Regions from separate parts of the Homo sapiens genome. Here all the other regions are linked to region 1. A link is an interaction called in ENCODE POLR2A ChIA-PET data of the cell type or tissue named here. Cell type or tissue: MCF 10A. All regions are shown on one strand. Each heading gives the region's core, and the rest is flanking DNA. Links, peaks and the distances in the headings are about the cores only.

What was found. ChIA-PET counts read pairs that join two places held together with the same protein. Peaks named below come from ENCODE experiments on the same cell type or tissue, not always from the same donor. Only the 100,000 strongest peaks of a DNase experiment are listed, where the experiment ranks them.
Region 2: POLR2A ChIA-PET joins it to region 1 with 24 read pairs; 8 of 35 experiments call an interaction of 5 or more read pairs at or near these places.
Region 3: POLR2A ChIA-PET joins it to region 1 with 46 read pairs; 11 of 35 experiments call an interaction of 5 or more read pairs at or near these places.

The regions. Positions count from the first base shown.
Region 1 is chr6:13,473,686-13,484,023 of GRCh38, reverse strand. All of the region lies in intron 1 of GFOD1 (Gfo/Idh/MocA-like oxidoreductase domain containing 1), which reads left to right. Among named protein-coding and RNA genes, the nearest start is that of GFOD1-AS1, 7.4 kb to the left of the region's middle. RefSeq lists an enhancer at 3,337-4,536. In MCF 10A, for the core only: no CTCF peak of the experiment used is centred there; a DNase peak (open chromatin) is centred at 3,853.
Region 2 is chr6:13,403,427-13,413,764 of GRCh38, reverse strand. The region is part of intron 1 of GFOD1 (Gfo/Idh/MocA-like oxidoreductase domain containing 1); the gene reads left to right. Among named protein-coding and RNA genes, the nearest start is that of GFOD1-AS1, 78 kb to the left of the region's middle. RefSeq lists a silencer at 7,612-7,812. In MCF 10A, for the core only: no CTCF peak of the experiment used is centred there; a DNase peak (open chromatin) is centred at 5,824.
Region 3 is chr6:13,390,760-13,401,097 of GRCh38, reverse strand. The region is part of intron 1 of GFOD1 (Gfo/Idh/MocA-like oxidoreductase domain containing 1); the gene reads left to right. Among named protein-coding and RNA genes, the nearest start is that of TBC1D7-LOC100130357, 67 kb to the right of the region's middle. RefSeq lists a silencer at 299-348. In MCF 10A, for the core only: a CTCF peak has its summit at 3,152; a DNase peak (open chromatin) is centred at 5,567.

The DNA of each region.
Region 1 (10,338 bases), core at 1,829-6,828:
GTAGAGGCATTTCTACCAAGTGTACTTTCTACACTGTCCAAGGCTGCCTCTTATTAAGTACATACTGTATGCCAGGCAGCATGGTAAGTGCTGTGTATAAAGCATTTCATTTCATGACTAAAATAATCCTCTAAGATAGATATTAGCTCCATTTCACAAATGAAGCAACTGAGATTCAGAGACCTGAGTCACTTTGCTCCTAGACCTACAGCTAGAGATTTGAACCCAGCACTCTACCTCCCCCGGAGTCATTTCTTCCTCTTCCATCAGCTGTACCTGTTCCTCTGCCATAGATCATGGCAGCCCAGGTCAGACTGTTGGAGTTGTCCTTTATTCCATCCCAGCCCTGGAATCGGTTCCCAAACCTGTTTGATGCCATCTGAAACTCTCTGTGTCTGTTCCCCATAGAAGTCAGGTCCTTTCGTAGTTTCTGAACTAGGTTCCAGTCCACCCCACCCAACCCTGCCTCTAGCCACTATCTACACTGCTGCCAGGTATGGAGTATCTGGCAGTGCTAGAGACCTGGTCATGTCATCGTTTCCCCTTTCAGGAAAAGCCCCAGCTGATTGGCGTGACATGCCCAGCCTCACATCCTGAAGAAGTGAGCCCAGCCTCACGTCCTGGTGGCCATTCCCGAACCCAAGGGCTTCAGCGAGCCCACCCTGCTGGGGTTTCCTTGAATGGGCCCTGTTGGCGCACATGTCCAGGTCTCTGTCAGGAACTTCCTTGTCCCTTGAGGTCTCCTTCCATGTTCGCCCTTCAATACTCAGCCCAAGTGTTACCGCTTCCTCTCCCTCAAACCCCCCACCCTACATACCCTTCTGTTGTCTCAGCACTGTGTGCCCCCATCTTGCCTAGCACCTATTTTAAGGCATTCATTTAACATTTAAATTTTATTTAGTTATTTTGAATTGGCTATATATTCATGTGGTACAAATTTCAAATGCTATAAAAGTACACAGTGAAGACTGAATGTCCCCTAGTCCCTGTCTTTGGACAGGAGGCAATCATTATTACCAGTTGTTTATGTCTCCCATTCAAGGCCATATATATATGTATATATAACACATAATATATACATATATTTTACATATACACTAATATATAGATGTATATATAACATAAAATATATGCATATATTTTACATAGAGATACACAAATATGTGAAACTCTGAATGTGAAAGTATTAAAAATAATATATATTTTTCAAGGTATATCCTGGCAAGTATATGTATGGGAATTTAATTTAATTTAATCTAATTTTATTTTATTTTTTGAGACGGAGCCTCGCTCTGTTGCCCAGGCTGGGGTGCAATGGTGCGATCTTGGCTCACTGCAACCTCCACCTCCTGGGTTCAAGTGATTCTCCTGCTTCAGCCTCCTGAGTAGCTGGGATTATAGGTGTGTGCCACCACACCCAGCTGATTTTTGTATTTTTTAGTAGAGATGGGGTTTCCCTATGTTGGCCAGGCTGGTCTCAAACTCTTGACCTCAGGTGATCCATCTGTGTTGGCCTCCCAAAGTGCTGGGATTACAGGTGTGAGCCACTACGCCTGGCCTGTGTGGGAATTTTAAAAACCTTTTACACAGTTGGTAGCATGCCATTCATTCTTATGGACCTTACTTTTGTCATGCAACAATATTAGCTTGAAAATTTATATATGTTAAAATTTAAATATTATTTTAAAAATATATTAAATGTATTAAATTTATTACATAAATTTTATATAGTAATATAATCAATGTTAAGCAATATAAATATTAATATAAATTATATTTAATCAGTTAATATGCATTATTAAATTTATGTATATTTATATCTTTACATATACAGCATATACATATACACATTTGTATATATACATATATTAACATATTTATAGATATACATGTATGCACATTTTTATATATATTACAATATATAACATATAATATATACATATATTTTACATATACACAAATATATGAAACTCTGAATGTGAAAGTATTATTGCTCCTATTTTTGGCTACCTAGTATTTCATTGTATGGATACATCAAAATTTATTTAAGCAGTTCCCTGTTACTCAACATTTAGGTTGTTTCCAATTTTGGCTTATACAACCATGTAATGAATAATCTTGAGCATATGTCATTTTGCACACATGCCAGCTTGTTTGTGGGATAGATATGTAAATTGCTGGTCAGAGAGTACATGCTGATTACATTTAACAAAGATATTGCCTAATTAACTGGCACCTAAAATGACACTGTATTTTTTGTTAATTTCCTTGTTGCCTCTCCCAGCAAGCGTCTTGACGGTCAGGACGCAGACAAGGCAAAGAAGCCTCACTCACCTTTGTGTCCCCAAGCCAGCCTGCCTGGGTCCAGTCTTGTTTCTTATGCAGTCTACTCTGTACAATGGGGAAAGTGAGCACATGTGCACACGTGTGTGTGTGTGTGTGTGTGTGTGTGTGTGTGTGTGTGTAAGGTATCACTCTCCACTTTCAGTGGCTCCCACAGCACCTAGAATAACATCCAAGCTCCTTGGCATGACTTTCTTGGCCTGAAATGGCCCTGCCTTGTCCATCTCTCCCACTTCTTGGATGGCTTCACACACTCCTGGACTCTATATTCCGGCCACCTGGCCTCTTTTCTGTTCCTCACATGCCAATCTCTTTCCTGACTCTTGGCCTTTGCACCAGCTCATCCCTTTGCCCAGAAGGTTCTTGCCTCACTTTTTGGAATGGCTAGCTCATTCTCACTTTCAAGTCTCAGCTTACGTGTTACTTTGGGCGAGAGGCCTTTCTGGATCCTCCCCTCCCAATTAGAAAGTTCTCCTCCAACCTCAGTCCTGCTTCTGTCATCCTCTTTCTCTTCCTGGTAACACTCTTCCTGGTGTGTGATGATCTCTTTCATTTGCTTGCTTGCTTTCTTGCTTGCTGTTTGTTTCCCCAGCTAGAATGTGAGTTATTTCAAGGTAGGACCCTTGTCTGCTTGGTTCACCAGGGTACCCTTATCTCCCTTAGACAGTGCCAGACACTTAGTCACCTAGTAGACACACTATGAATATTTATTGAATGACAAATGAATGCATTTTCACTGAATACATGTATGCCTGGGGGAAGGCAAAAGGTTCTAAAGAGAATGTGTCAATTAACACATAGTATTCTTATCCTCCTGCATGCAGTAGCTGAATGCCTCTCAGACTTTCATGTGTGGTTGTATCACCTGGGGATCTTATCAAAAAACAGATTCCAGGTCAGGCACAGTGGCTTACACCTATAATCCCAGCACTTCGGGAGACGGAGGCAGGAGGATTGCTTGAGCCCAGGACTTCGAGATCAGCCTGGGCAACATAGTGAGATCTTGTCTCTAGCCAGGCATGATGGTGCATGCCTGTAGTCCTAGCTACTTGGGAGACTGAGGTGGGAGGATCACCTGAGGCCTGGAGGTCAAGGCCCAGATCATACCACTACACTCCAGTCTGGGCGACAGAGTGAGACCCTGCCTCAAAATAAAATAAAAACCAGATTCCTGGGTGGGACCTGAGATTCAGAATTTCTATCCAGCCCTCAGGCAGTGTGGATGCTGGAACAGTCAGACACTAAAGATGAGATAGCTCTCTGCCTTTGGGAACAGAAGACATACCCTCCTGTGAGTAATTAACCTGGCAGGGGAACCGTGCTAAAATACCTGTTGCCTTGTGTGGAATGTGATGACATCTGTTTTCATGATCTCTGTTTTTGAGACAGCAGTGCAGACTCTCTTGGTGAAGTTTCTCCATGGGAGTGCAAGGCTCTTTTGGGATGGTGAGTAAGGCCACAGGGTTTCCATGAGCTTTGATCTTGCTGCACATTGATCTTGTCCCAACTTGTTTGGCGTCATCAGCTGAGGACCTGGAGCAATTGGCCCTTTTCTGTCCTTCTTCATGGTGTCAGCAGTTGCTTCATGTTGAAGAGGGCTGCCAGGAACAGAGGTGAGGGAGCAAGGAGGAAATGGGGTTGAGAGAGGATTTTGCTGGCCAGCATTGCCACGCCAGCGGAAATAAGGCTGCAGATAATGCTCATGATGCACTTGGACTTGACAGCAGCCATTCTGACATCCTAGCAAACCCTGCATTTCCAGTTCTTGCTTGAGGTCTCTTCTGGATCTATGTGAAAAAGGTGATTGCGTTTTTCTCTTTGGGTTCCTGCCCCTGAGCACTGAGTGAAATGATTTTTGGTCTATCAATTTGTCGTAGAGCCGAGGAAGCCCTTGGGCATTATTGTTAGGAAAAGTCAAGCATCACCAATCTCATTTCATCTAATTGAAATTAGGTGCAGTTGAACGATTATTTTGTTGAGGATATCTGGCTTTGATAATGTGCAATTCTGCAGAAGTTTCCACTGGAGGGAGAAGAAGCTAAATGAAGAAGTTGGACATTTTGATACCTTAAACTGGGGAAGAAGAGCAACAACAAAAAGTGGAAGTCAATAGCATGTTTTAAGGGTTTCACCAAGAATGAAATATACAGGCACTTAGTTATATATTTGACTCAGGGCAATCATAGCCCAGGAAAGAGCATCATTATATAAGATGTTGTGCTTCATAACACTCATCAATGAAAGGAAAGGTTGACAGGTTACTACTGTGTGACTTTGGGAGTCATAATCATCCTTCCTGAGCCTCAGTTTTCTTACCAATAACACACAGCTAACACTATCATATAGGGTTGGTGTGATAAGTAAAATGAGAGGGAAAATATAAAGACCTACCTGGCAGCTGCCCTCAGCTCTCTGCATCAAGCTCAATAAACAGTAGTTTTTACTTTGCCCTAATGCAGTTAGTTCTTTTTAAAATTTTTAAAAATTTTTAAGTGAGTAGTTCTTTAGACTCTTCCAAATGGTGCTTTTGAAGATTTTTTAAAACTATTTTTTGAAGAGATGATTCCCTCCTGTAAGACTCAGAGACTATATTTAAATTTTTTCTTTTTTTTTTTTTTGGTAAAGGGATGGTACCTAAGCCAAGCTTCAGGTGTCATATTTGCTGTGAATCCAGTACGTGCTTCACAGCTACGTGATCACTCAAAGGTACTGATGGGGTTACCAAGAGCTCACCATGCTGCTCTGAAGATTTACTATCCCTTGCAGTGGGGGTGCTTAGGGGGGTTTCCCACATGACGCAGGAACAGGGCTGCAGCAGGGCTTTAGTAGATACCTGGAAACCAGAAACCCTCTGAATTTTATTCTGCTTCTCTCTGTGTGTCTGCTTCCTCATTCACCCCTCTCTACACCAGCATCCTCTGCTTCACAGGTTCATGTGGTGGGTGAAAGATTGTCCACACGCAGCTCCCAAATATGAACATGACAAGTTCAGCCACCTGAAAGGTGCAGCCCTGCCCCCGCACCCAGCTGTCTCTGTTTGTACCAGATGCTTTCTCCCTGCTCAGTCTTTCCTGTGGTTACCCACGGTGTGGGGGATACATGACCAAATGCTGCGGAGACCACCCTGCTGGAGGGGTGGAGGGATTGTTAAGAGCAGTCATTCTGATCTGGGCTGCACTCTCCAAGAAAAGTGCTGATTCTAAGAATCTAGATGGTGGAAGTTATTACAAATATGGACATTTCGGCTGGGTGTGATGGCCACGCCTGTAATCCCAGCACTTTGGGAGTCCGAGGTGGTGGATCACCTGAGGTCAGGAGTTCGAGACCAGCCTGGCCAACATGCTGAAATCCTGTCTCTACTAAAAATATAAAAATTAGCTGGGAGTGGTGTTGTGCACCTGTAATCCCAGCTACTCGGGAGGCTGAGACAGGAGAATCGCTTGAACCCAGGAGGTGGAGGTTGCAGTAAGCCAAGATTGCACCATTGCACTCCAGCCTGGGCAACAAAATGAAAAAAACTCTGTCTCAAAACAAAAACAACAAACAACAAACCAAATGTAGACATTTCTTGATTGTGTAGGTTTTTTTTGTTTCTTTGTTTTGTTTTTTTTTTTTTTGAGATAGATTCTCACTCTGTTGTCCAGGCTGGAGTGCAGTGGCATGATCTCAGCTCACTACAGCCTCCACCTCCCAGGTTCCAGCAATTGTTGTGCCTCAGTCTCCCAAGTAGCTGGGATTACAGGCATTTGCGACCACGCCTGGCTAATTTTTGTATTTTTGATAGAGATGGGGTCGCCATGTTGGCCAGGCTGGTCTCGAATTCCTGGCCTCAGGTGATCCACCCGCCTCAGTCTTCCAAAGTGTTGGGGTTACAGGCATGAGCCACCATGCCTGGCCTGATTGTGTAGGTTCTTTATCCACTTTGTGAAATACACATTTGGCATTTCACTGTTTTGATAATAACCATAGCAAAACAGTGAAAGAAATAATAGATGTGGTCATCTATTAATACCAACCTAGTTATTATTATTAAATTATTATTAAATTTAAGACATATATATTTTGAAGAGTGTGATGGGAAAGTAGATAAACATGACCAACTGCATGGAGTTCTGTGGTCTTGGTAGGTTTGTAGACCTTTACCAAGAGCCTCCTGGGTAGTGTGTGCAGCAGGTCACAGGAGTGCCACGAGACATAGTCCCTTTCTGCTCAAGTATTGTCTTAGGAGCTTGAAGGAGCCAGGAGTCAGGAAAAGATTGAGGGAGAAGGATTTCTGCCTCCAGACTGCCTTTGTACTGGAAACTGCAACATCAACTCTTCTATGGGTCTCCAGCCTGCCTGTCTGCCTGCCTGCCTGCCCTGCACATTTTAGACTTGCCAACCCCACAATTGTGCGAGCCAATTCCTTAAAACGAATCTCTCATCTACACACACACACACACACACACACACACACACACACACCCCCTATTGGTTCTGTTTCTCTGGTGAACCCTGACTAATACAGATTTTGCCTGGATCAAGGCCACCTGGCTAGGCAAGCTGAGCAAGGAAATACCTGGAAGACGCGTCGGTGGAGAAACTGCTCTGGTTAGTTCCGCTGGTGGGTGTGGGCTCCCTAGGAGAGCAGCAGGCCTCTGAGCACTTGTCCTCAAAGCAGGAGACCTGGAAAGCCAGCGTTCTTTTGGGTTCAGACTTGAGCTAAGGAGATTGTTGGTAAAGAGGCTGTCACACTCACCACTGAGAGCCACAGTGACACTTCACCCCGACCAATTCTATACCCGTCTACAGGTCTTTGACTTCTAGGGTTTGGGCAAGTCTGGGATGCCTTGGGGTTTAGACTTTCCTTGAGAATTGTTGATATCCTACTGTGGAGAATTAAAAAGTGCAGGAAAAATAACTTTACATTAAAATGTTATGATTTAAAAAAATTTTCCAGTCTCTAATTTTAATAGCCTTTAGAGTATTAAGATGCTTCTTTGATTAATGTCCTTAAACTGAAACTATAAATTACTCCACAATTGTAAAGCTCCAATGAAGTTGGTTTGCAGTTTTAACACTACTTTTTAAAAAAATAACTTTATTGAACTATATATACCATAACATTCTTCATTCTTTTTATTTCACAATATTCACCCATTGTAAGTGATTCCATTATTTTTAGTAAATTTATATATTTAGAACATTTTCAACACACTAAAACATTTCCTCATGCCAATTTGCAGTCAATCCTCACTCCCACTTCTGGCTCCAGGTAACTACTAATCTACTTTCTGTCTCTATAGTTTGCCTTTCCTAGAACTTTCATATAAATGGAATCATGAAGTACGTAATCATTTGTGCTTGAGTTCTTTCACTTAGCATAACGTTTTTGATGTTCAGCCATGTTGTTGCACGGCTCAGAAGTTCATTTATCTTTATTGCTGGGTGATACTCCATTGTGTGGATATACCGCATTTTGTTTATCCATTCACCATCTGATGGATGTTTGTATTGTTTCCAGTGTTAAGTGATTGTGAATAATGCTGCTGTGAACATTTGCATATAAGTCTTTTGTGGAGCCATGTTTTCATTTCTCTTGGTTAAATACCTAGGACTGAAATTGCTCAGTTGTATAGTGTGTATATATTTAACTTTTTAAGAAACTACCAAACTGTTTTCCAGAGCAGTGGCATCATATTACATTCCCACTAGCAACATAGGAGAGTTCTAATTTTCTGATATCATCACCAGCACTTGGTATTGTCAGTCTTTTTTTTGAGATAGTCTCACTCCATTGCCCAGGCTGGAGTGCAGTGGCATGATCTCAACTCCCTGCAACCTCCATCTTCTGGGTTCAAGTGATTCTCCTGCCTCAGCCTCCCAAGTAGCTGGGATTACGGGTGTGCGCCACCATGCCTGGCTAATTTTTGTATTATTATTATTATTATTATTATTATTATTATTATTATTATTATTATTTTGAGATGGAGTCTTGCACTGTCACCCAGGCTGGAGTGCAATGGCGTAATCTCGGCTTACTCCAGCTGCCGCCTTCAGGGTTCAAGCAATTCTCCTGCCTCAGCCTCCTGAGTAGCTGAGATTACAGGCATCCGTCACCACACCTGGCTGATTTTTTTTTTTTTTTGTATTTTTAGTAGAGACGGGGTTTCACCATGTTGGTCAGGCTGGTCTCGAACTCCTGACCTCGTGATCTGCCTGCCTTGGCCTCCCAAAGTGCTGGGATTACAGGCGTGAGCCACCGCGCCCAGCCTAATTTTTGTATTTTTAGTAGAGATGGGTTTTCACCATGTTGGTCAGGCTGGTCTCAAACTCCTGATCTCAAGTGATCCGCCCACCTCAGCCTCCCAAAGTGCTGGGATTACAAGCATGAGCCACCATGCCCAGCCTTGTGAGTCTTTTTGATCATAGCCATTATAGTTGGTATGTAGAAGTATCTTGTTAGGACTTTGGTTTGCATTTTGTTAATAATAATTAATGATGTTGAACAGCTTTTCATGTGTTTATTAGACAGTCACATTTTTCTTTGATAAAATGACTATTCAAATCTCATACTCATTTTTAAATTGGGTTGTTTGTCATTTATTGATTTGTAAGCATTGGTTTTGTGATTTTCTTATTTTGTTGAGGTAGCAGACTTCACTTGGGGGAAGGCGTAGAGTTTTTGTTTTTGGTTTCATATACTTCCTCTTATTTTTGATTTTGGAACTAGTACAGCGGAACGAATTCTCCAACCCAAGAGAAATTAGTTTTGCCAAGTATTTACTGAAATGGTTCATGGAGTAGAAGAGAAAGACTACCAGGTGAGGGGTGCTCATGCCTGGGGCTCTGGCATTGCCCAGGGCTGTGAGAATCCACTGAACCCTCTGCCAGGGGCATTTCCAAGTTGAAGATTGTCTTCCAGTAGGGTTTTCTAACCACCTATTCTGCCCAGTGTCTGGAGAGTGTTTCTTTTTTTCCATTTATTTTTAGTTAGTAAATACCTTTTGAATCCCTGTAGCACTATGTTAGCTGTGGTGAGAAATGCCCTATAAAGTAAGACATGGTCTTTGTCCTTGAAAGAAGAGCGCATAGGCAAACATGGAGCAATGCAATGAGATACATGACTAAGTGCAGAGTGACTGGTTATATTCACAATGCCAGGAAGAGCTTGCTTGAGGCAGTTGAGTAATCCCTCAAAAATCATTATTGGATTAAGGGTCGATCACCTGGGTAAGCTTCCCAGTGCCAGTCTACAAAAGGCACTAAGGCAAAGGGGAAAAAAATGGCATTTTTATTTTTATTTTATTTTATTTTTTCCCAAGACGGAGTTTTGCTCTTGTTGCCCAGGCTAGAGTGAAGTGGCACGATCTCAGCTCACCGCAACCTCTGCCTCCCAGGTTCAAGCAATTCTCCTGCCTCAGCCTCCCCAGTAGCTGGAATTACAGGCATGCACCACCACACCCAGCTAATTTTGTATTTTTAGTAGAGACAGGATTTCTCCATGTTGGTCAGGCTGGTCTCAAACTCCTGACCTTAGGCGATCCACCCGCCTTGGCCTCCCAAAGTGCTGGGATTACAGGCGAGAGCCACCGTGCCTGGCAGCAAAAATGTGTTAACAGGATCCCCCTCATAAAACGTTTTGTGTGTTTGAATGAGACACTTGCAGCACAAGGGGCCCGGAAGGGGCTTCCTCTAAGAGCTGGTGAATTATTGCTTCCAGTTTACTGCTGCACATTTGTTTTGTTGAGTAGGGAACATGAGCTTGACATCAGAGATAAAATGAGTGGGGCCCCACTCGTCCCGGGTGCACTTCCCCTCTTTGGTGGGTTGCTGAGAAGGTGGCACTGCAGAGAGTGGGTGCTGCCTGAAAGCTGAGGAAAGGGGCATTCCTGAGAGCTGGAAGGGTCCCAGAAGACCTCTTGGAAAAGGTGGGTTGGTCTTCAACTGGGCCCAGAAGAGGGGGTAGGATTTAAATAATTGAAAAGGAAGACATGGGAGGCTCTATGATATAAA
Region 2 (10,338 bases), core at 3,047-8,046, 71 kb after region 1:
TGCTGTGGGCTGCTTTGCACACATGCTTGTTTGGACAAGGCAGCACAGGCTGTCCCATGGTCCAGGGGGTGGTAGCTGGGGCAGCCTTGGAGGGCAGGGTCAATTCTTGCTTCAGAGTGGTGCTTTTTTTCCCATCTTGGCCAGGGAATGCTCATACATTCTTTTCAGCCTGCCTCACTCTTGGCTTACCTTGGGTAAGGAGAGTACAGAGCTAAACTACAGCCAGCTGGAAGTTCCCTGCCCTTCTAGAGCTGAATGCCACTGTGGGGACCATTCATTAGAGAGGATCACGTTGGTTTTTCTTGGATCGGACCTCTTCTTTTGATTATCCTTTTGATGAGGCATGTGTGCTCATTACTTGTCATTGTGCATGCTGACTCCAGCTGTGCTGATGTGCCTTGGTGGCAGGAGAGAAAACTGGAGGCCAATGACAGGCTGAACAACCCTTCACAAGTGGGTGGCCTGCTCCCCATAGTGCCAGTCCCCAGGTAGATTTTTAAGACTGGCAGGTCACCTCCGTTCCTTCTTCCTGTCTCCCAGGAGAGTGTGGAAGGGTCAAGGCCCTGTGGGCAGATGCAGTGACAAATTGTGTGGCTGGTAACTGAAAAAAGAGGGCAAAACCTCAGGTACGAGTGGCCCCTCAGTCTAGGGTGCAGGCACTCCAGCGGAACATGTTGGCAAAGGCTGACTCAGTGGCAGAGCCAAGAGGGTGGGCCATGTGCCTGGGCAAAACTTCATTCCCAGTTCAGATTTCTTTGGGCCTCTCATGTATACAGTACCTGCCACTGAGACCACTTGAAAGACTGAAGATGCTGGGCAAACAGGATCATGCTTATCGTCATAGCAACACACACACTCTGAGGCAGACAGGATCCCCAAGGCCTTCTCAGATGAGCATTTGATAATAGCTTTGCTCAGAGGAGCCCTCTCCACCCCGTCACTACACTTGGTCATTACAACCTTTGTGCTTCAAAGGAGGGCGGGGGAAGTGCTCAGAGCACAGGGCATGCTGAGTTGTGTTAGCCCAGAAGGGAAGGCAAGAGGAGGGAGCAGAAGGCAGGCCTGTTGCCACTGATTTCTGCAGCCCACGCTGGTTCTCCCATCCCAGGGTCGACACCCCTGGAGTAACAGTAACAACGGGGGGAAGGGAGTGGATGTTAAAGACATTTGAAATATTTCATAACTGATACTGCCAACCAGAAGTGATGTTGGCTCTGCTTCCACACTGGTTGAATATCAGTTCTGCTAAAAATACCAGTCAACCTTTGTATTCGTTTGCTAAGGCTGTTTACGCTGGGTGGCCTAAACAAGGAAATTTATCTTCTCATAGTTTTGGAGGCTGGAAGTTCAAGATCAAGGTGCCAGCAGGGTTGGTTTCTCCTAAGGCCTTTCTCGTTGCCTTGTAGGTGGTGTCTTCTCTGTGTCCTCACAGGGTCTTCCCTCTGTTGTGTCTGCGTCATCTCCTCTTCTCCTAAGGACACCAGTCCTAGTGGATTAAGGCCCACTCCAATGACCTCCTCTTAACCTAATTACCTCCATAAAGAACGTGTCTCCAAATATAGTCACATTCTGAGGTACTGGGGGTTTGAGCTTCAATATATGAATTTTAGAGGGACACACTTCAGCTCATAACACTTATAATGTACTAAGTGGCAGTCTAACCCTCATAGCTAATATTGGAGCTCTTGCTAAGGCTGGAATTGCTCTTAGCACTTGCTGTGGATTATTTCCTTTAATCCCTGCAATAGCTCTAAAGTAGCTCTTCTTATTTCCCTCATGTTTCAGTTAAGGAAACAGAGGCACAAAGACGCTGAGTAATTTGACCGCAACAGCTAAAAAGAGGCAGAGCAAGAAGTTGAACCAGGCTGTCCCATTCCAAAGCTCGTGCTCTGGGCTTCCTGCTCTGGTCTCTGAAGTAAAGGCTTTCCTTGGGCTTCTCACTGGAAATGCTGTCAATGAGCGGGTTGTAGAAAGGGATCATCCTAATTCCTTGAAGAGAAGGAAAAGTTAAGGTGCTCCTTCCCGCCTCTGACTGGCTCCTATCACAGACTGGATGGCAGGCCTTCATCAGTGCAGCCACTGTACAGGAAGGAGGCCTTTCTGGTGACACAGTGTTACTGCGTCTGAGGAAACCGGGCTGCAGGGTACAGCTGGATGAAAATGGGCAGCTGAGGGCCAGGCGCGGTGGCTCAAGCCTGTAATTCCAGCATTTTGGGAGGCTGAGGCAGGTGGATCACTTGAGGTCAGGAGATCGAGACCAGCCTGGCTAACATGGTGAAACCCCGACTCTACTAAAAATACAAAAATTAGCCAGGCATGGTGGCATGCACCTGTAATCCCAGCTACTCGGGAGGCTGAGGCAGGAGAATCACTTGAACACAGGAGGTAAAGGTTGCTGTGAGCCGGTATCGCGCCACTGCACTCCAGCCTGGCTGACAGAGTGAGACTCTGTCTCAAAAAAAAGAAAAGAAAATAGACAGCCGATGTCTTTGTGGATCCTCACTTGGTAATGAAGGAGGCAGGCCCTGGAGCCACGGGTTGGATTCAGTCAGGGTTTGGAGCCCTCTGTCTTCACAGCTGGCTTCTCTGTTCTCCTCTGTGTTTCAAGGTGTCCCTTTGCCTGGAGTCTTCCTTCTGTTTTTCACCATTCCTGCTGACAGTCTCATTTGTCCTATAACGCAATGACAGCATACTCAAAGGTCTGCATACATGCTGGCTGTTTGCAGGAGCTGGGCTCCTCCTGGTGAAAGCTCAGGTTTACCATACAATTATGTGAGGCTTCCTTGTTACTTTGAAAGCTTTCCTTCTGCATCCGTGAAATTAAACTCTGTATTGCTGTGTGAGTAATTATGGGGCCCTTCTGTGCTGAGGCAGAGGGTGAGGGGTAAGGTGTTGATTCTCAGCGTTAGTGTAGGGAGTCAGGTCTCTCTCCTCTACCCTCCTTCTTCCTCTTTCTCCTCACTTTTTCTCCTTCCATCCAAATTGGTCAGACCTATATTGGTCTGTCCTGGGATCCCATGACACTGACTCTGAGCTTGCAAATTGTTCTCTACTTTTTTCTGCCAGCATATTGGGTAATTAATGCCCCTTCTTTCCACCTTTCTTCCTCTCTTCCTTTCCTCCTTTCTTTCTTTCTTCCTTTCTTCCTTCCTCTCTCTCTCTCTCTCTCTCTCTCTCTCTCTCTCTCCTTTCTTTCTTTGACAGAGTTTTGCTCTTGTTGCCCAGGCTGGAGTGCAATGATGCTATCTAAGCTCACTGCAACCTCTGCCTCCTGGGTTCAAGCAATTCTTTTGCCTCAACCTCCCGAGTAGCTGCGATTACAGGCATGCACCACCACCCCCAGCTAATTTTGTATTTTTAGTAGAGATGGGGTTTCGTTATGTTGGTTAGTCTGGTCTCAAACACCTGACCTCAGCTGATCCACCCATCTTGGCCTCCCAAACCTTCTTTCCAACTTTCATTGTTGTTGTCAGGATTTACCAAGCATTAGGTAGAGCCTCCTTCCTATAAAGATGAGATAACCCATCCAAACACAGGAGCAAGCCAGCTGCATTGCCAGAGCCAGGGCTCCCAGAACACAAATTCCAGAGTAGCTTGCTATATTTATCTGAAGTTAAGGCATCTTCCCAGAGTGCCAAACAAAACATTTGTGCATCATCTGGGGCTTTATTTCCCTATGTTACCTGCTTTTCTGATGATGTTTACCTCAGTTGGCCTTAGAGGTTTACCCTGCCAATCTAAAAAAAAAAAAAAAAAAAACTAAAAATCCGTATCATTTTAGAAATTCAGTAGCAGATCCTATTTCAATTCAGTTTCTTTCTTTCTTTTTTTTTTTTTTTTTTGAAATGGAGCCCCGCTCTGTCGCCCAGGCTAGAGTGCAGTGGCACGATCTTGGCTCACTGCAACCTCTGCCTCCCGGGTTTACACCATTCTCCTGCCTCAGCCTCCTGGAGTAGCTGGGACTACAGGTGTGTGCCACCATGCCTGGCTAATTTTTTTGTATTTTTAGTAGAGACGGGGTTTCACTGTGTTAGCTAGGATGGTCTCAATCTCCCAACCTCGTGATCTGCCCATCTCGGGCTTCCAAAGTGTTGGGATTACAGGCGTGAGCCACCGTGCCCGGCTGCAATTCAGTTTCTTTCTTATCTGTTAAGTTCAAATAGTGGAATCCTCTTTATTAAATAAACTATGTGTTATACTCCCTTTAAATTATTTCTGCTTGTAAATCTATCCTTCCTACTATCTCTCTGTGCATAAAGACGTAACTAAAATTGCAGTCCCCTAATCTCATGATGGTTACTTGACGGATGGTGGGTTTGGAGGCATTTCATTTTCTTCTTAGGATTTGTCTCTTTTATTTCATTGTTTTTTTCCTTCCTTCCTTCCTTCCTTCCTTCCTCTGTCTCTTTCTCTCTTTCTCTCTCTCTCTTTCTCTCCTTCCTTCCTTTCTTCCTTCCTTCCTTTCTTCCTTCCTTCCTCTCTGTCTCTCTATCTTTCCCTCTCTCTCTCTCTTTCTCTCTTTCTCTCCTTCCTTCCTTCCTCTCTCTCTCTTTCCTTCTTTCTCTTTCTTTCTTTCTTTCTCTCTCTCTCTCTCTTTCCTTTCTTTCTTTCCTCTCTTTCTTTCTTTCTTTCTTTCTTTCTTTCTTTCTTTCTTTCTTTCTTTCTTTCTTTCTTTCCTTTCTGATGGAGTCTCACTCTGTCACCCAGGCTGGAGGGCAATGGCACAATCTCAGCTCACTGCAACCTCCACCTCCCTGGTTCAAGCAATTGTCCTGCCTCAGCCTTGCAAGTACTTGGGATTACAGGCACATGCCACCATACCTGGCTAATTTTGTATTTTTAGTAGAGAGGGGGTTTCACCATGTTAGCCAGGCTGGTATCAAACTCCTGACCTCAAAGTGATCCACCCACCTCCACCTCCCAAAGTGCTGGGATTACAGGCGTGAGCCACCACACTGGCCTGTGTTAATTTTTAGAAAATGAACTGTCATTTTTCTAAAAACAATGGAGTAATTCCAAGATAAGCGACTATAGAAGTGAACAAATCTATCAGCCTGACTATTCTCTTAACAAAGCTGTGTTACCCGGGTGAGCACAGAGTACCTTCGGACATGAAATCGCTAAAGGTAGAGGGGCCCGGGCATCAGGTGATCTCCTGTTCATTAACTCTTCTGTTTGCTCCTGGCTGGATTTTATTTTGACTCACTGGCCTACTTTCCTCAGGTCCTGAGTTGTTCACCTGAGCTCCTCATTATCTTTTCTCCCTGCCAGGTCACATGGGGAGGTCCTTGCAGGCAGACATTTTTGCTAGAAAAGCAGCCATCAGTAGAAAAGCTATTCTCGCTTCACAATTAATGCTGTTTTTTAAGCAAAATGTGCCCCTCCTCAAAGTTCCACTGGAAACCATAAGGAGGAACAAGGGGAAGCTTCTACCTCACTGCCCAAGATAAGGAGCTTGCTATATTGTGCGGAAAATTGAGTTAGGCAAAGCGAGGCAATTGGAACTAGGTCCTGCTCTAAGAAGGAAAGGAAATTAACCTTTGCCTGCCATAGTCTGGCCCAAGGCCACATTCAATTGTGTTCTGATCAGGCAGAGGCTATTGCCTGAGCTGGAGAGAGAAGGTGTCACTTCATAAAGACTCTATGTGGAGGATAGATGCTACCGTGGCCGGGCTCTCAGCCACGTTCTTCTGCAGTATGCAGTAGGGAAGGGCACATTTCTCACATGCCTTCACCAGATTATAGTTTTCTGGGAGCAAAGCCAAGTGCTCCCACCTTTGGGTGCTGACCCAAGAAGAGATATTCTGTGAACTTCTGCTCTTTGGTTGGGCAATCTCCGAGAGTCAGTTGGTTGGGTGAGTACAGGGAGGAGGGTGGTTGAGATGGAGTCACCCTATTTATTTCATCACCGTCTACATTAAACAAAGGGTTTGTGTTTGCAATTCTCTTCTGATGAAATCCAGTGGCTCAAGAAAAGCCATCTGACTGAGGCCTATTGTAATAGCTGATCCTCTGAGCCCCATTTGATCTTAACTTTACTCCAAGTTTGCTACATAGAAACTCAGAACTGGGCAGAAGATGACATTTGCACAAAACCCCATTCCCGCTTTTGATTCAAAGATAAGCCCTTTGAACTTGGCCATCTCAGGCAATTTTCTCGGCCATTGTAACAGGGTGTTTTGAAGACACTCCCTAGAGACATAACAAAGGGCTCTATTTTAATGTCATCCTTTATTCCAACTGTCTGGGCCATTCTGGTCAAGGAGTGCTGCTCTGTGCCAGCCTGGGAGTAGGCAGCATACAGAAGAAAATGGGGACAAAGAAAGGCAAGGAGGAAGATGTAGTCTTTGAGGCCCGGGAGCTGGTAGGGGTGTAAGATTCTTCATCAATAAGAAAAGTAGGAAGAGCTGAGGCTGACTTTTCAATGTGAAAGCCAAATGGTGGGGTCATCTATTTTAAGGGTATCCTCCTTTCTTCTCTTCAGCAAATAGATCCCAAGCATACAATTTCAGCTGCAGTAACCCAGATCCAAAATAAAAAGTTCTTCCTCCCATAGCAGTCGCTCTGTAAGCAGTCTGGCAGCTCTATAGTGTTTGGGATCCAGGATCCTCTGTCTTGGCGCCACCATCCCTAGAGTATTGTCTTTGCCTTCATGGCCCAATATAGCCTTATGCTTGTCACACAGGAAAAGGGAAATGGAGGGTGCACCATGGAAAGTTTACACAGCTCTTCCATTCACATCCCATTGGCCAGAACTTAGTCACATGGCCACACTTAATGGCAAGGGAGACTGGGAAATGGAGTTTTTTATTCTTGGCAACCATGGGTCCAGCTGAAATGAGTGGTTCTGCTGCTGGAGAAGGAGAGAACTGACAAGGGCAGAGGAAGGACAGCCAGAGGTCTTTATATTTGCTATCACACTGTGTACAAAATGCCAACATGGGGATAAACACAGGCAGCCAACCAGAACAGGACTGTCAAAGAAGGCCTCCCAATCACCTACTGTCAGACACTTTAAAGGCCCAATGGATGAGAGTCCACTTTCTTAAACCCCAGTTTCAGCTGGACCTTTATTTCCCCTTCTTTGTCAGGGAAATTGAATTTAGAAGTTGAGGTTTGATGAGCTACTCTAGATCTTTGCACTTAGCATCAAGTAAGGAGATGGAAAATATTCCTGGAAGCATGAATTTAAAGCAAATAGAATTCTTCTCTTCTCACTCTCGATTGTGCTCTCGCTCTCTTCTTTCTGCCCTCCCCTCCCGTCTGTTTAGGATTAAGGAGTTGTACAGTCCTAACGTGAATACAGGCGCCCTTTCTGAAGCCGTGTTACCTTGTATTTGTAGAGCGCTTGCAGGCTTTGCACAAGCTGTCCTTCAGAGGGTTTCAGGGCAGGGGCCAGGGGAGGAGGGGTGCTACAGAAAGCTCTTATGTAATGTGGTAAACAAACAGCAAACGGCGTTTCATTTTCCATTAGCCAGAGAGGCATTTTATTTCCACTAGAAATGGGAGCAGACGTGAAAGCAATTAGTGTTAGTGGGTTTATAGTGACGTCCCTGGAGCCAGCAAAATCCTGGGGCCAGATGTCTGTACTTTACTGGTTCCTTGTTCCGAGAACATTTGTGGGTTCTTTCCACCCCTGCCCATCTCCACCTCCTGCCAAAAGGACCCAAAATATAACAGTTGGGAGAACATAATATTCCCTGAATAGCAGAGGCGGGAGGCCTGTTCTTTAGAGATAGAGGATGCTGCCTCAGAAGTTGGGGTGGGGAGGCCAAGAGTGAAAGGAAGATCCTTGCCAATGTCCCCAGGCTCCTCCTGGCCCTGGAACCCTTCAAGCCACTGATGAGTTGAGGCTGGGGCTTGCGAGTATCTCTCAGGAGTGGCAATGTCTCAATCCCGTCTTTTATGCTTCTTTGTTCACTTTATCTTCAACTCTGCCCTATCCCACCCACAATACACATATAGTGGGAAAGACAGAAGGAGAAACAGCAGCAAAAATAGAAGCTGTGAATGTCCTCCCCTCCTCCTGTATGCTGGAATAATATGATCTAAGTTTCATTCCATCTCAAACTTTACTATAGCCACGGTCACCAGCAAGACCACCAAAACCCTGGAATCTGCCACTTACATATTTTCTAATGTAGAGGTTCTTTTCCTATGTAACCTCACATCTTCTTTCAAGGCCTCATATTGGATGATTTATAACTGGTCATCTCAATCTGTGCTGTCCCATTCAGAGTCACTAGCCACTTGCTAGCTATCAGCACTTGAGCCAGTCCAAATTAAGATGTGCTGTAAATATAAAACATACACTGGGTTTCAAATACTTCGTTTGAAAGAGAAATGTTTATACTGATTACATGTTAATAAAATTTTGGATATATTGTGTTAAGGAAAATATATTATTAAAATTAATTCCACCTGTTTTTTCCCCTTAATTAACGTAGCTATTAGAAAATGTAGAACTATGCAAGTGGCTTGCATTTGCAGCTTGTATTTTTCTCCTATTGGGAAAGTACTGGTCTATGTTATCTTTTAAAATACTGTAGCACTTTTTTTAAGTTATTGAAAATATTTAAATGAACTTTTAAAAACCTTCTAAAGCTTGAGAAGACTTCAAAAGAAAAGAAGAGGCTCTGCAAACCTTTATAAGAGGAAAGTTGGATAGCCAACAAAGAGATTTCCTAGCATTTGAGATAGAGTCTAGAAACTTAATCACCTTCAGGGACCAGGTACTGATGTAAGGTGAGATGGGGTTGAGGATAGACAACAGAGAATGGTGGGGCTTGTGGTGCACTGGGGAGAGAGGTGCCCTACATAGAGACATTTAAATTAAAAAATTTTTAAACATTGGGTGCCTCATAAAGCAATGGTGAAATTTGACCCAAAGGTGGAATTTGGCACAGAGGACTCTAGCATGTTATTCTTGGAACCTTTAAAAACAAACTATTTTACATGGCCGATCCCATGAAAATTACTCATGCAGACAACTCCAACCAGGTTTTGTAAATGAGAATTTCCTCTTTACATCTTGAAATGACATTACTTTAAATTTTGCACCCAAGTGTGCATGCAGCCTCCACTGTGTAGTTCACATGTTCTTTTGCTAAGAACGTGGCTAACAGTTAGCTCATACCGAGTTCCTGTTCTGGGAGATGCTGGGATAGTGTTGCCTCATTTAGTTCTTGTAACACCCTTTTGAGGCTGGTGGTATCTTCATTTTTATTGAGGCTGAAGGAAATTAAGCCACCCCCTTGGCTGTAGCAAAAAAGCAGCAGAACTGAGGTTCAGGCTCACGTGTTTCACATACTACAGTTCTAATCCAAAGGATTTATAAAACTTCATCATACACATTGTCTCATTTGATCCTTAAAAGAAGTTCATGAAAGGCAGGAAGCTTAGGCAAGTTCCTCGGTCTTCCTGGCTGGCTGCAGTTTCCCTCAGTTCTAAGAAGGGGCTGGACTAAATGACTACTTGATGAGTCCATGGCTTTGTGACTTCCTGGTGCAAGAAAAGGCTGAGCCTGGATCAGACTTGGACCCTTGGGATCCCTTAAATGGTTCCCCATCTCAGAATATTTTGCACAGTCTTTTCCAGTAATTTTCTATGTGCATTAAAATGATAGTCAATATTTTAGACATCACAGAAATGTATTCCAAGTTTCATTTAAAATTAGGCTGATTTCAAACTATCGTTGTTTACTTTTTAACTTTTAAAAATATATAAACATTCAAACATTTTGCTATTCATATTTCATCTATAACTTCCCACTTTTTTCCTGCCAAAAATGCCATGTATTCACAGAGTTGTACAACCATCTCCATAATCAATTTTAGAACATTTCATCACCCCAGAAATAAACCATATATCCATTAGTAATCACTCTTCCAACATCCTTCCACTGCAACCTTAGGCAACCACTATTTTTTCTGTTTCTATAGATTTGCCTTTTCTGGAGATTTTATATAAATGAAACCATAAAATAAGTGGTCTCTTCTGAGACTTCTTTCACATGTCATAATATTTTCAAGGTTCATCCATGTTGCAGCATATATCAGCACTTCATTCCTTTTATGGCTGAATATATTTCATCATATGGCTATACAGTCTTGTAACAAATAACAATGTTTCAGTTAATGATGGACCACATATATAATGGTGGTCTCATAGTATTATAATTTTTACTGTACATTTTTACAGATACACAAGTACTTACCCCTGTGTTACAATTGCCTACAGTATTTAGTGCAATAACATGCTATACAGCTTTGTAGCCTAGGAGCAATAGGTTGTACCATATAGCCTAGGTGTATGGTAAGCACATAAAAACCTATCATC
Region 3 (10,338 bases), core at 3,099-8,098, 84 kb after region 1:
TCTCGGCTCTCTCGCACCTCACTTTATAGAAAGGAATTTGAAACATAGACTTATGGTCTTCACAAGTATGTGATGCTGTTGTTGGCTCTCCAGGCACCTGTTGAGGGGAAGTAATCCTTGCTGAGGATATTGACAGAACATCATTGTTTCCTGTCCCCACCCCCTGTACTTGAGAGTCAATGACTAATAGTGATAAAGAATGGTGGAGAGGACTCTCGTGCCTCTTTCTTTAATAGGTGAAGAACCAGTCTCCCTTGTCCCACAGAACAGTTTGTCATTCAGGGCCTCCTGTGTTCCCTCACCATCTTTACTCTCTAGTCACCAGATATGGTGTTGTCTCTGGTCTCCCAAGACTCTTCCCTCTTGCTTTGAAATGTTCATCTGCATGTAAGACATGAGTCTGACTAGGGTCCAAGCAGAGCTTAAAAGTGGAAAAAGATTCTCCCACTTTTATGTATTTTTCCATCAGCAGCACTTCATTCTGACGAAATGTGTGCTCTTTTGATCACTATCTGCTTCGAATTACTCCTAAATTAAATTGTTCAAAAAGGATAAACTCGAAACGGAGGTTCTACCTGGTCTTGTATCAGCATTTTCCTGATCCCTGCTAAGAAAGTGAGCCTCATAACAGGAGGAATGGGACATCTGAAATATGTTTTTATGGAGTATGGCCAGGCACTAACCCATCAGCACAGAGGTGCCTAGGAGCTGGAGTGGGATCTTGGTGGCTTCCGCAGTGGTAACCACCAACTCTTCAAGTTGCTGAGCTTTGGAGAGATGGGGAGGATTCCTGGATAATAGAGAGATATTCAGGCATTTCAGGGCAGTGGCTATTTACTAACTGATAAATAGATATTTTAACATTTATCCCACCCCCAATGTGACTGCCATTGTGTGCTGGCTGAATCCCTGCCCGGTCCTGCATGTCTTAGTGTATTGGCCTGCACTATGTCTATTTTAGAGCTTTTGCCATCCAGGAAGTCTTTATTTTCTCTTCAATATATCAGGAGGCCAGAGGCCTCTTAAAAAAAAAAAATCAGAATCCCCACAGTTGTATAGATTAAAACAGCTTCTCAGTAACTGTGTGACCACGTGGAGGATCTTAGGAGAAAGAAATGATGTATTGGCTTCCCCAAAAGGGAGCACCCCTCAGAGACATCAGATCACCCTTCTCCTTCTCCCTGCTACTTTTGTTGAGGTAATTTACATGCAATAAAATGTACCTATTTTAAATGTATAGCTTTGTGAGTTTTGGTAAATGTATATACCTGTGCAATGCCACTGCAATTTCAAGATATGGAAATTTCCAATCATTCCGGATAGTTGCCTTAGTTGACTTTTTGGTGCATTCTCTACCCTCCCAGCCTCAGCCCCTGTCCCAGCCCCAGTAACCACTGCTGTGCTTTCTGCCCTGATAGCTCACTTTGCCTGTTTTACAATTGCAGATAAATAGAATGTCTGCATCCTTTTGCCTCTGGCTTCTTTTCACTCCGCATACCGGTTTTGAGATTTCTTCATATTGTTGCATGTCTCAGTAGTTCATTTATCTTTACTGCTGAGTAGTATTCTATTTTATGAAGGTATCACAATTTATTTATCTATTCAGCTGCTGTTGGATGTTGAGTCATTGCCAGTTTTTGGCAATTATAAATACAACTGCAACAAACATTCACATTTGGTTCTTTTGTGTAGATATATGTTTTCATTTCTCTTTGGTAAATTTCTAGGAGTGGAATTGCTGGGCTTTAGAGTAAGCCTTTGTTTTACTTTATTAAAAATCTGTCTTGCTGGGTGCCGTGGCTTGCACCTGTAATTCCAGAACTTTGGGAGGCCGAGGCGGGCCAATCACTTGAGTCCAGGAGTTCGAGACCAGTCTGGGAAACATGGAAAAACTGTCCCTACATGCCACCCCTCCCTCCCCCACCACCAAAATTAATCCAGGCTTGGTGGTATGCTCCTGGAAGCTGAGGTGAGAGAATCACCTGAGTCCGCGAGGTTAAGGCTGAAGTGAGCTTTGATTGCGCCACTGCACTCCAGCCTGGGTAACATAGTGAGACCCTGTCTCAGAACAAAACAAAACAACAAAATCTGTTTTCCAAAGTAGTAAAGTGCTTGTCTAGCTCCTGCCTTTTAAATGCCCAGTGTTACTGTAACTGGCTCATGATTTGTGCTAGAAAAAATAACAACGAGTCAAATCAACTGGTGTCTGTGGCGTCCTTGTCAATAGAGAGCTTTCAAAAGCAGCTGAGCCCCTGGATGTCCCTCCCTACCTCCTGTTCTGGGATGCTGCCCCGTGGTGGCCATTGACTGGTCTGAGCCCTGACCTGAGGGAAAGTGGAGTCGCCATTTATTGAGAAGCCCGGGAGGCTGAGCAGGCGGCAGTGAGGTGCTGATGGCTCAACAGAGCCTCTTTCTGCCTGCAGGCAGCTGGGATCCTAAATTACCTCCTTTCTGAGTCCAGGAAAGCCCATTAATCAAAACTAAACACCCGATGTGAGCTCCTTGGACGCTGCATTTGTGCACTGGGGTGCACATTCTGGGTTAAATATACAAAATAGGTGTTTAAGGACAGAGGAGCAACTTTTTTTGAAACAATTTTTTATTCAGGTAAATTTACATACTGTGAAATAAGCAGATAGTAAGTGTATACTTTAATGAGCTTTGCTAAATGCGTACACTCAAATCACCACCAATCAAGATTTGGAACATTTCAAAAGGATAAACTCGAAACGGAGGTTCTACCTGGTCTTGTATCAGCATTTTCCTGATCCCTGCTAAGGAAGTGAGCCTCGTAACAGATCCAAGTTAGGTGTCTGTGAATGCTGTTAACAGTAATAACTGACTAATGTGCAAGGTATGTACATACCTGATCTCATTTAATCCTCAGAACAGCCCTATGAGGTAATAGTTCTCATTTCCATTTTGAAGATGAGGAAGCCGAGGCTCAGAGCAGTAACTGACATTGTACATAACATAATATACGGTATAGTACAGTAACTGACATGAAACAGCTCGTGCTGGCAGCCCCTGGAGTCAAACCCAGCGGCAGAGGCTCCAGGTTTGCACTTTCCCCTATACACAGCTTCTCAGACTTCCTTCTGCAATAGCAGTTAAGGACAGGGCAAAGAAGATGCATACTTTGGAAGATAGAGGGAGTATCTGGGGATGTGGCCCATAGTCGGAAAAGTCTTCTTTTAAAAATTAATGCAAAATTTGTTTTCAGTTCCAAATGTGACAGTGTTTATTTTCATATAAAATATGTTTCATTTGCAAAGGTTTGCCCCTGCCCCCATTCAAATTGTTAGTAATAGAATGTGCCGGGATAATGCCACGTGGGCTGTGTGTTATTCCGGGTATGCCCACTGCAAGACATCACCATCTTCTGCTCATTCCTAAGACTGAATTGGTACTTGGCCAAATATTTGTCCTGTTCCCCACCCTGCTCTCCTGTTTTGCATTGGCTTCTAAAGTGGAAGCAGGTGGAGGCAAATATCTGCCCTCCCAGGTGGTATCAGTGCCTTCTGTTCTCCCCAGTGGGCCGGCCCCTGGGTTTTATGATACAAGGCTGGGCCTCCACCCTTCCAGGTTATGGCAGAGGCTGCCCCAGAGATGCCAGAGGGCCTGGAGGTGAAAGAGGAAGTGAAAAGTGAAGATGCAGATCACTTTCTCACGGCAGGCCCGAGTCCTCAGATGGAGAGACAAGGGGCCTGAGCTGGACACCACTTTTCATTTCGAGGGTGGCTTCACATTTGGATCTTTTGTGTAGATATTTGTTTTCATTTCTCTTTGGTAAATTTCTAGGAGTGGAATTGCCGGGCTTTAGAGTAAGGCTTTGTTTTACTTTATTAAGAATCTGTCTTGCTGGGCGCCATGGCTTGCACCTGTAATCCCAGCACTTTGGGAGGCCGAGGCGGGCCAATCACTTGAGTCCAGGAGTTCGAGACCACTGTGGGCACCCACAATGGGTCTGCTCCTGCTCCCTAAGCAAAGGTTCTGGGTGCTCTTGTCCCTTCTCTGAGCACTGTTTCCAACATCTGGCCTCTCTGTGGCTCTGAAGGTGTCGGTCACTGCACACCTGTGATCACCACCACTCAGGAAGCCCTACCTTCCTCCTGGGAGGTAAATATCCCTTCCTCTGACTTGAAACATCCCCAGGTATATGAGTTTCCCTTGCTGTTGTAATAAATTGTCACAAATTTAGTGGCTTAAAACAATACAGATTATTCTCTTCACAGTTGTAGAGGTAGAAAGTCTAAATTCAGTGTGCTGGCAGGGCCGTGTTCCTGCTGGAAGCTTCTGGAAAGAATCCATACCCTTGCCTTTTCCAGCTTCTAGAAGCTGCCTGTATACCTTGGCTCATGACCCCTTTCTCAAGTCCCTCCAACCTCTTGCTTCCAGGACACAGCTCCTATGACCCATTCTGATCTCCTGCTTCCTTCTTGTAAGAGTGGTGCTTACCTCCCACCCACCTGGCTAATCCAGGATAATCCTCCCAGTTCATGATCCTTAACTTCATCCCACCTACAAAGTCTCTTTTGCCATTCTATAAGAAAACATTCACAGGCTCTGGGGATCGGGATGTCGACATTCAGTCTGCCACACAGGAGGACTCAGAATCCTTGGCACCAACTCCTAGGAAAAGGCCACCTGCCCTGTAGGTGATGATGCTATGGGCACAGCTCTCTGTAACTCAGTGTGGCGCTTACTTTGAGAGGTGCACTGGAAAGCACATGGCCCCTCAGAGCCAAGTTCAAATCCTGACCCAATTGTTAGCTCTGTTAACCTGGCACAGATTAAATATGCTATTTCAGAGCCTCCATTTTCTGATCCATAAGAGGGAGGTAGAGATCTGCAGGGAAGATTGAAGATAAAGCATCTAGTACTGTCGCTGGCAAACAGTAGGTGCTCAACAAATGATGGCTATAATTCTTTGGAGGATTTCTAGTGAGCTACGTAGAAGCAGAAGTGACACTGTTCCTCAGCTTAGTTCACATGGGTGATTACATGGTTACTAAAAACAAACAAATGAAACATGTAAATGCGTTCCCCAGGCCTCCAAATTCTAAAACCCGGAGCTACAAGTTTGGAAAGGGCAGATGATAGTGACATACAATGATGACATTCCTGCATCCCCTTCCGCCTGCCCTCTGCTCATCCCAGGCTCAGATCCCCCACGGAGTAAACAAAGCACAGCTAGACTAGAATTGCCTCAGTGCCCTGGACTGGGGCTACCACGGCCTGAGTGGGACCCTCAGGGTCAGGTCCTCAGCTTCTGTGCTCATGGCTGGGAACTAACTGGTGCACGGTGGAGTGGCCGTAGCGTTGATGCCAAGGAAGTTTCTTCAGTGGGAACAAAGACCAGGGAACTCATAAAGCCTCTGGGCTCTTTATCTCAAGTGGAAAAGGGCTAACATTTCTGACTGAGTACTGGCAGCCAGTTGCTTTACATAAGTTATCTTTATTTGATCCATCAGGATATTGCTGTCTACATTTTACTGATGAGGAAGCTGGAGCCCCGAGAGCTTAACTCCCTTATCTGAGCTCACACAGCTAGGAAGGGGCTGGCATCTGTCCAACCTCTAAGCCAACCAGCCCATGACACAGCAGTATCTGAATTTCTGGCTAATTCATGAATCTCTATTGTATTGCAAGAAAGGAAAAACAAGATCCCCTTATCAGAGGCAAGGGAATGATATATGAGTTTTATCGGGTGGTTTATAGGCTCTTTATCATGGATCCAGTGCCTCTTGGGAGATGGCCATGCCAAGGCCATGGCTGTCATGCTGATGGATGTGCCATTCCTTGTTTAATCCAGCCTGTCCCTCCCTCCTGAAACCTTAGCCCCCATTTCCCATCTAAGGGACATTGTGAGGGCAATTTTTTCATTTTTAAATACAAATTTTAATTTTATCTATGTATTTTTGAACTGGCAATGTAGTCACCTTGTTCAAAATTAAAAGAAGCCTGGGCAACATAGCAAAGCCACTGTCTCTACGAGAAAAAAGAAAGAAACCTAGCCAGGCACAGTGGCTCACACCTGTAATCCCAATACTTTGAGAGGCTAAAGTCGGGGGATTCCTTGAGGCCAAGAGTTCAAGACCAGCCAGGGAAACACAGTGAGACCCTATCTCTACAAAATTTTTTAAAAATTAGCCAGGTATGAAAGGCCGGGCATGGTGGCTCACGCCTGTAATCCCAGCACTTTGGGAGGCCCAGGCTGGTGGATCAGTTGAGGTCAGGAGTTCAAGACCAGCCTGGCCAATATGGTGAAACGCCATCTCTACTAAAAATACAAAAATTAGCCGGGCATGGTGGCACGTGCCTGTAATCCCAGCTACTTGGGAAGCTGAGACAGGAGAATCACTTGAACCCAGGAGGTGGAGGTTGCAGTGAGCTGAGATCATGCCACTGCACTCCACCCTGAGCAACAGAGCGAGACTGTCTCAAAAAAAAAAATTAGCCAAGTATGGTAGCATGCACCTGTAGTCCCAGTTACTTGGGAGGCTGAGGCAGAAGGATTGCTTGGGCCCAGGAGTTTGAGGCTGCAGTGAGCTATGATCACCTCACTGCACTCCAGCCTGGGCAAAAGAGCAAGACCTCGTCTCAAAAAAAAAAAAAAAAAAAAAAAAAATTCAAAGGGTACAAAAGCAGATATGCTGAAAAGCTCCTTCCATCCTTCCCCCCGCCAGACACCCGTTCTCCTGCCCAGAGACGACCAAAGTTATCAGTGTTCCTTCCGAGAGATATTCTACATAAATTCAAGCAAATATATATTTATTCTTTTTTCTGTACAGATGATAGTATACCATGCACATTCTTCTGCATCTTGCCTGTTTTTGTCTAACTTGTCATATAATACATGAAGAACTTTCTCATTTTTTCATCTGAAGTACAAATTTTATATAAAATTATGAAAAAGATAATGTGTGACTAACAACAAGGTACATCTTTTTAAATGAGTCTATTTATCAGTTAGCTAGCTTGCACAATAACTGTACATTATTTAAGACATTGGCCAAGGAGCCAGGCACAGTGGCTCACGCCTGTAATCCCAGCACTTTGGGAGGCCGAGGTGGGTGGATCACAAGGTCAGGAGATCGAGACCATCCTGACTAACATGGTGAAACCCGTCTCTACTAAAAATACAAAAAATTAGCCGGGCGTGGTGGTGGGCGCCTGTAGTCCCACCTCCTCGGGAGGCTGAGGCAGGAGAGTGGCCGAACCCGGGAGGCGGAGCTTGCAGTGAGCCGAGATCGCACCACTGTACTCCAGCCTGGGCGGCAGAGCGAAACTCCGTCTCAAAAAAAAAAAAAAAAAGAAAAGAAAAAAGAAATTGGCCAAGGAAAATAATGTACTATTTTGTAGAGTCCATATCAACTGAATAGGTAACAACTCCCTCTCTGAAAAAACAGTTGTTTGTAATCAATGATTTTTTTAAAAATTAAAAACTCAAGCACTGGTTGGCACTATTGAAAAGAAATAGTTCAGCAAGTTTTGTTATCACCAGACTTGAGAAATGAGAGGAGGAGACTCTGTTTTCAGGAACCCCTGTTATGGTACCGTGATGGAGAGCTCTACAGGAGCTGCGCTGTTGCTGTGTCTGCAGGGTCTCTCTGGACTGGCCGGTGGTCCTTTCTACAAGGATGGCAAGCAGGGGAAGGGGCATGACTATAAAGGCTTCTGTCCCATCTTCTTACTTCTTTCCTTTTTTTTTTTTTTTTTTTTTTTTGGTGGTTGTTTTTGAGATGGGGTCTCGCTCTGTTCCTCAAGCTAGAGTGCAGTGGCATGATCTCCACCCACTGCAACCTCTGCCTCTCGGGTTCAAGTGATTCTCCTCCCTCAGCCTCCTGAGTAGCTGGGATTACAGGCATGCACTAGCACGCCCAGCTAATTTTTGTATTTTTAGTAGAAACGGAGTTTCAGCATGTTGCCCAGGCTGGTCTTGAAATCCTGACCTCAAGTGATCCACCCACCTTGACCTCCCAAAGTGCTGGGATTACAGACATGAGCCACCACACCCAGCCCTTTTTCTTCTTTCGATAAGGTCTCACTCTGTTGCCCAGGGTGGAATGCAATGGCACAGTCATAGCTCACTGCAACCTTGAAGTCCTGGGCTCAAGCAATCCTCCTGCCTCAGCCCCCCAAGTGGCTGGGGTTACAGGCACATGTCACCATGCCTGGCTAATTTTTAATTTTTTTTTTTTTGTAGGGACAGCATCTTGCTATGTTGCCCAGGCTGGCTTCAAACTCCTGGCCTCAAGCGATCCTCCCGCCTTGGCCTCTCAAAATGCTGGGATTATAGGTGTGAGTCATTGCACCTAGCCCTTCTTATTTCTCTTCTTCTCTGGAAATCTTCCTGACTTCTTTGTTTCTACCTACCTGGCTCATCTGCTTACCCCCTCTCTCACAATATGAAATGACAAGAGTCAGTTATCTGAGAGGATCTGCAGCAGCAGCTACAGGCCAGCTCCTGCAGGCTCTCTCTCCATCAGGGTACAGCAACAGGGTCTGCTGAAGACAGGCTCCTCCTCTCTCATTTCTCCAGTGTAGTGATACAAAAACTTGCTGAAATATTTGAAATACCAAAACTCTTTTCAATACTGCCAACCAGTGCTTGAGTTTTTAAATTAAAAAAAAAAGTAATTAAGAACAACTTTTTATTTTTTGGTGGAGGAGTCGTTACCTATTCAAAACACACTGACCAGAGGAAACAGATTTTCTTTTTTCTCTTTTCTTTTTTTTTTTTTTTTTTTTGAGATAGGGTCTGGCTTTGTCACCCAGACTGGCATGCAGTGCAACCTCTGCCTCCCGTGCTCAAGTGATCCTCCCGTCTCAGCCTCCCAAGTAGCTGGGACCACAGGTGCACACCATCACACCTGGCTAATTTTCATATTTTTTTAGTAGAGGTGGCATCTTGTTGTGTCGCCCAGGCTGGTCTCGAACTGCTGGGCCAAGGGATCTGTCCACCTCAGCCTCCTGAGCTGGGATTACAGGCATGAGCCACTGCACCCAGCCTAGGAAGCAGCTCTTAGTGTGGCAACAGGGAGTGGGCTGTCTCCTCGTGTCTACCAGAGTAGTCCCTGGTCTACAAATTTCAGAACCTTGAGTAGTTCCCTGCTATGCCATGGGCAGGCCTGTTCACCAACTGTCTACTACAAGTAACTGTTTATCAACTGTTTTAAAGAATAACCCACAACAGCCATTGGTAACAACAACAAAATGACCATCGGTAGAATTGATTGAACATGGACTGTGTCCCAGACCCTGTGCTAAGCTCTCAAGATGGTTCTCACCACTCCAATGAAGTCGATACCCTTATATCCCCATTTAACAGATGAGGAAATTGAGGATTAGGGAGATTAAGTTACTTGTCCAGATACGTGGTAGAGCTTTGAGGTCAGACTCAGCCCTTGGTCTGGCTCGCCTGCTGGCATCCTTTCCCAATATTCTCTACTGAAGCTTTCTTTTCTCTTTTTGAAAAGAAAAAATGGAGTTGTTACCTATTCAATTGATATGGACTCTACGAAATAGTACATTATTTTCCTTGGCCAATTTCTTTTCTCTTTCTTTTTTTTTTTTTTTTTTTGTTTGTTTGTTTTTGAGATGGAGTCTCGCTCTGTCGCCCAGGCTAGAGTGCAGTGGCACAATCTCAGCTCACTGCAACCTTCACCTCCCAGGTTCAAGCGATTCTCCTGCCTCAGCCTCCCGAGTAGCTGGGATTACAGGCGCCCACCACTGCGCCCAGCTAATTTTTATATTTTTAATAGAGACGGGGTTTTGCCATGTTGGCCAGGCTGGTTTCAAATGGCCAATTTCTTAAATAATGTATAGCTGTTTTGGTAGCTAGCTAGCACCGTCAGATAATTCCAGCCACGGTTACTGGAATTGAAGTCCATTTCTCACCTTCTACCTTCACTCAAACAAAAAAATCGAATGTTCACCATCCACTGTGAAATAACCAATCATATCCTTGAAAATCTTAATTAAGTGTCCTGTGAAACTTTCCTTCTCTGGGCTTCTTTCTTCCTTTCCCTGTTACGCTAACTTCAAGCAACAGAGGTTTATTGGAGATGGTCTTTGCGCTGGGCCAGTAGGGGACACCAAGAAATAGATATTCCTGGTTGTGCTCAAGGGTTTCAGCAGCTGGTTAAAAACCGCTGAGCTAGTGTTTATTCGGCACTTCCTGTGCCAGGCACTGTGCTAAGTAGCTTGCATGCATTGCCTCATGCAGCCCTCATAACAACCTTTTGAGGTAGATACTGTTATTATCCTTCCTTCCTTCCTTCCTTCCTTCCTTCCTTCCTTCCTTCCTTCCTTTCTCTCTCTCTCTCTCTCTTT